2 separate regions of the Homo sapiens genome follow, and region 1 is linked to region 2. A link is a loop called in an ENCODE intact Hi-C map of the cell type or tissue named here. Cell type or tissue: heart left ventricle. All regions are shown on one strand. Links, peaks and the distances in the headings refer to the core of each region. The heading gives the core; the rest is flanking DNA.

The links. Peaks named below come from ENCODE experiments on the same cell type or tissue, not always from the same donor. Only the 100,000 strongest peaks of a DNase experiment are listed, where the experiment ranks them.
Region 1: a loop joins it to region 2, with 4 times the contacts of the local background. A loop is called at or near these places in 8 of 110 quality-filtered maps.

The regions. Positions count from the first base shown.
Region 1 is chr11:48,012,430-48,015,350 of GRCh38, reverse strand. The region is part of intron 1 of PTPRJ (protein tyrosine phosphatase receptor type J); the gene reads right to left. Among named protein-coding and RNA genes, the nearest start is that of PTPRJ, 33 kb to the right of the region's middle. RefSeq lists an enhancer at 1,320-1,529. In heart left ventricle, for the core only: no CTCF peak of the experiment used is centred there; a DNase peak (open chromatin) is centred at 1,680.
Region 2 is chr11:47,953,620-47,956,540 of GRCh38, reverse strand. No RefSeq gene overlaps it. Among named protein-coding and RNA genes, the nearest start is that of PTPRJ, 25 kb to the left of the region's middle. RefSeq lists enhancers at 1,096-1,185, 930-1,224. In heart left ventricle, for the core only: no CTCF peak of the experiment used is centred there; no DNase peak of the experiment used is centred there.

The DNA.
Region 1 (2,921 bases), core at 270-2,769, 59 kb before region 2:
CTCTCAGGTGCTTAGTAACCAAAGCCAAAGGAAAACATGATGAGCCACACGCTTCTCGGTGCCCATAACACAGAAACAAACCAGTTGTTCCAGAGAAATACCTCTTTCCCGGCCTGATTCAGAGCCTCTTCTCCATCGGGCCTTCATAAACGGACACAGTGATACAGCAGCTAAGGCCTGCAGCATCCCCACCGCAGACTCCAATTTCTGTTGCAGAAATTCCTTATTTCACCACCTCCCCTTGCAATTTGATGACATAATCCAAAAACGACAATGCAGCTGCCAAAGTGGCCAAGTCTCTTGACCCCTAGAGCTCAGTTACCTAATCTTTAAAATGGTCCATCTGGCCTGGGACAGTGGCTCACACCTGTAATCCCACCACTTTGGGAGGCCAAGGCAGGCAGATCACCTGAGGTCAGGAGCTCGAGACCAGCCTAGCCAACATGGTGAAACCCCATTTGTACTAAAAACTACAAAAAAATTAGCCGGGCATGGTGGCGCATGCCTGTAATCCCAGCTACTCGAGAGGCTGAGGCAGGAGAATCGCTTGAACCTGGTGGAGGCTGGAGGTTGCAGTGAGCCGAGATTGCGCCACTGTACTCCAGCCTGGGTAACAAGAGTGAAACACTGTCATAAAATAAAATAAAATAAAATAGTCCATCTACCTCACCAGGCTGTTGTGAGGGGTAAAGCAGATAATGTGTGATAACTCACATGCCTAATACACAGTAGGTGCTCCATAAAAATGAGTTCATCACTTCTGCTAGAATGGAAGTTCTTGAAAGCGGGATCTTGGTTGGAGGTGGTCACTGCTGTATCCCAAGCACCTGGAGCAGTCACTAGCACATAACAGATGCTCAACAAATATTTTTTGAATAAATGAATTTCCTACAGCAGGTTCCTAAAAACATTAGTCTCATGAGATGCTTCTAAAAAGAGACAGCTATAGAGTAAAACAAAAATCTAGGGAAAACAAGGGTTTTATATCCCCTTCCCTCTTAAAGAGTTACCAACAGATTTAAGTTTCTTCTAAGTCCTGCAAGAAAGACATCTGTTTGATTTTGTTCAGGCCAGAGTTCTCCAAACTTGCTTAACCACAATACCTCCCCTTTTCCTCACACAGAAGGAAGGATAGACCCACATTCATTCTCATGATCCCAGGGGGTTCTAAATGATCCTAACAAGGAAAGGGGCCACTACCCCATAGAGAGATAGTCCCAAAACAGCAAAGGAACGAAGAGCATCCACACTCTTCACGCCAATACCCTCCATCACCACCACCTACTAACTCTGGAACACATCATGTTTCTAAAAATCAAACAGATCCTTCAGACCTAAACAGCTGGCTTCACCCAAACAGATGGACACTCTGGTTGCCCCTGCACATTCCAGAACCCACCTGCTCTGCCCAACTTCAGCAAAGCCAACCCCCAGGGCCACATGAATACCCAAGTAAAGGCCAGATCCCAGAGGCTGGGGCCAGCGGAAGGTCTTCATCACCACTGGGAGGGCAGCACTTTCTTTGAAGTGGGTAGGGGAGGAGGGATCTGGGTGCATGTCCTGAGTCCCCAGGTGGCCGCCCACAGGGTGCATCACATGGTTCTGCTTGGCTCACTAAGCCAAGAGGCTCCTGGCAACAGCTCCCTCACTGTGCTCACTGCTTACTTACCCACACAGCCGTGAGCTGCCCCACTGCCCCGCCTCTGCAGGTTGATGCCACCACCCCAACTCCCAGAGAGCCAGCAAGCAGGCTGGCAGTCAGGCCACCCAAATGACAACCACCCATTCCCCCATGAGAAGCAAGATTCTCCTGAGCATACCACAGAGCTTCCCTAGGCAGGAAATGATTAACAAATGTTTACTGAGCACTTCCGGGAGGCCAGGCCTCATCTCCCCCACTGGCCTTCAGATCCCGAGGACCATTCAGTCATCTGAGTCTACCTAGTACCGGCACTGGCTCCTGCAGGAACTGGGTTCTGATAGACCACTGGCCTTGACCTCTGACCCCTGTATGCTGCTGCGCTCCAAGCCTGTGGTCCATACCTGGTATGGCATCTACACAGCCACCAGATTCATGATCTTCCTAGTTCTAAATGCCCATTCCATGTGTTTGAAAGAAAATAAGGGGCCTGGGGGTGAACATGAGCCCAAATGGAATTTAACATCACCTGTCTGTTACCCTCATGTTACCCTCAGTCCCGTGGGGCTTGACATCTTGAATGGAACCTTTTTTTTTTTTTTTTTTTTGACACAGAGTCTCACTCTGTTGCCCAGGCTGGAGTGCAGTGGCACAATCTCAGCCCACTGCAACTTCCCCCACCCGGTTCAAGAAATTCTCCTGTCTCCACCTCCCAAGTAGCTACGATTACAGGCACACACCACCACACCCGGTTAATTTTTGTATTTTTAGTAGAGATGGGGTTTCACGATGTTGGCCAGGTTGGTCTCAAGCTCCTGACCTCAGGTGATCCACCTGCCTCAGCCTCCCAAAGTGCTGGGATTACAGGCATGAGCTACCGTGCCTAACCTTGAACTGTATACTTTTTAAATGGGTGAATTTTACTGTATGTGAATTATATCTCAGTAAAGCTAGTATTTTTTTAATTGCCATCAAAAATATGCAAATTTTAGTGCCTGGGCTAAGTGCCAGGATATGAAGATGGATGAGAGCTCTGAAACCTCTCTCAAGGGGCTCACCCTGGAGGACTCTTCTCCCAAGGCCCCTCCAGAAGCATCTTTCCCTTCCCAGCTCCACCAGTCCGCCAGGGTTGCTCTTGCCTCCTGGAACATCATTCTTCAGAGGTTACACTTGCTGTGTAAAAGACAGAGTAGGTACCCCTCTCCTCCCCGACTAGATCACGAGTTCCTGGACTCTGGGGACACTGCCCTCCATATTTACTCCCTTGGTGCTTAGCATAGGG
Region 2 (2,921 bases), core at 184-2,683:
ACAATTATATATAACCTTTTATGTATTATATATAATTAACTCTTTGATGTTTATATATAACTATATATATATAATTTTTTATATATTTATTTATTTATTGAAACAGGGTCTGGCTCTGTTGCCCAGGCTTAAGTGCAGTGGCACATTCTCAGCTCACTGCAACCTCTGCCTCCCAGGCTCAAGGCATCCTCTTACCTCAGCCTCCCAAGTAGCTGGAACTACAGGTACATGCCACCACACCCATCTAATTTTTGTATTTTTTATGGAGGCGGGTTTCACTGTGTTGCCTTGACTGGTCTCAAACTCCTGAGCTCAAGTGATCGGTCCACCTCAGCCTCCCAAAGTGGTGGGATAACAGGCGTAAGTCACTGCACCCACCCCCAAAATATTTTTTTACTGCTGTATTTTTTTTTCAAACTAGGATCCAATCATCGTCTACACATTGTGTTTGGTTGTTTTTACTTCTAAGTATTTTTTATCTATATCTCATCTACATCTATATCTACATGTATATCTATAGATATAAGTCCATTGTTCAAATGACTGTTCCCAAATGTCATGTACCCAGAAAAAGGACACATCCTAGCCAGACCCACTCAAGTGAAACCCAGGCTATTTGTGGGTACCAAATGCTGTAGTTTGGTCCTCCCCTATCCACTGGTAAGAGACGACTGATTATGGGTAAAATCCATGACCTTGGAGAAAACCAAAGGAAACCCTATATGTGGATCAGCCTCATAGGAAAAGGACTATAGATATGTAGTTTCTCTCTCCCTCCATCTTTCTTGTATAATTCAAAGAGGCAAATGGGTGTAATGAGAAGAACATAGGCAGATAAGACTTTAACTCTAGCTCCATGACTGTAAAGCTATATGACCTTGGGCAAGTCTTTCACCTCTTTGAGTTTCAGTTTCTTTATCTGTAAAGTGAGGACAATGCCCACTTGAAGTGTTATTGTGAGGGCAAAATGAATTAATTTATACAGAATGCCCATCACAGTCCTTTAATTCTCTATAAAGCTTAGAGCAGATATTGCTACCTGATTACCAAATCCATTTCCTTTTCTTCCTGGTGACCCAGCTAGACTACATTTCCCAGACTCCCTTGCAGATAGATGCTGCCCTGTGCTCAAGCTCTAGCAGTGAAATGTGAGCAAAAGTGTGCTTTGCAAGCTATTTCCAGGCTTAGCCCATAAAACCTTTTATGCTTATGGGCCCAGGGCAACCCTTCAAATGACCTGGTGAAACTGACAGAATCTCTGTGTCTGGATCCCTGAACGGCAACGTGGAGTACAGCTCTTGTTGTCAATAAGAGACATCTGATTTGGACTCTACATGAGCAAGAAACAAACCTTTATAGCATTAACTGATGAGGTTTTAGCTGTTACAGCAGTTAGAATTGCTTTAACCAACATAAAGTTCAATGTGACAGATGAAGTCACTACTAAAAAGGAAAACCTGCAGGGCGCGGTAGCTCACACCTGTAATCTCAGCACTTTGGGAGGCCCAGGCAGGCAGATCACTTGAGGTCAGGAGTTTGAAACCAGCCTGGCCAACATGGTGAAACACCGTCTCTACTAAAAATACAAAAATCAGCCGGTCATGGTAGCACACGTCTGTGGTCCCAGCTACCAGGGAGGCTGAGGTAGTAGAATCCTTTGAACCTGGGTGGCGGAGGTTGCAGTGAATAGAGATCATGCCACTGCACTCCAGCCTGTATGACAGAGCAAGACTCTGTCTCATAAATAAATAAATAGGAAAAACCTAATAGGTTTTATTTAAACCATGGTGGCTTTGGGAAAACCATATAGGGAACCATACAACTGTTAGGGGGGACATTCACATTTTAATATTAAATTTCATCAATTTGCAACACCTTTTTTTTCACATTTTTACACCGATGTGTAAATTGATGTGCAAGTGATGGCATCTCAAATTGTTGATGAATTGCTGACAGCCAGGTCATAGTCACTGCCCACACGTGCACAGGGCTGGTCACAACTCTTCCTCTTGCCAACCTTTCCCTTAAGCTGTGTGCACTGTTAGCACTATAGGTATTGAGTTTAATCACTACTTACAATGTCTTCAAAAACATTCCACACTGATTCAGCACTGAAATGAAAAATTATTATATACTAAAAAGGGTAAGGAAACAAGCAGCTTGATAGTCGATAAAAATCTATGTCTAAATAAGACTTAAAAGAGCTCTTTTAATATGCATAAAATGAAATTTTTAAGTGATGGGAAAGCTTTGTGTCACGGTTTTCCTATTTCTTAGAAACGCATCAGTAAGGGTGTAGGTTACAATTGATGGTGCCTTAGATTTGGTGAAATTGCCAATAATGTAGACATGTCAGTGATTTTAACCCAGGAAGGAATCCAGTGTAAATAATAATAACAAAAAAAATTCACATATATTGAGAGCCAAATATACACAAAATTCATGCTTTACTCACATCTTATTATTTATTCATCATAATAAGCCCATGAGATGGTTACTCTTTTTTTTTTTTTTTTTTTTGAGACACGGTCTTGCTCTGTCACCCAAACTGGAGGGCAGTGGCATGATCTCCGCTCACTGCAACCTCTGCCTCCCAGGTTCAAGAGATTCTCCTGCCTCAGCTGGAGTAGCTGGGATTACAGGCATGTGCCACCATGCTTGGGTAATTTTTGTATTTTTAGTAGAGACAGGGTTTCACCATTGGTCAGGCTGGTCTTGAACTCCTGACCTCGTGATCTGAGATTTGGGAGGCCTTGGCCTCCCAAAATGCTGGGATTACAGGTGTGAGCCATGGTGCCCAGCCCGATGTTTACTCTTATATATGATTGCAAATTGTCCTAAGTGCTACGAGAGTGAATAACAGGGAAGGAAAACATAATTAAGATTAGGAGGAGAGGCCTCCCTAAGGAAGTGACGAGACT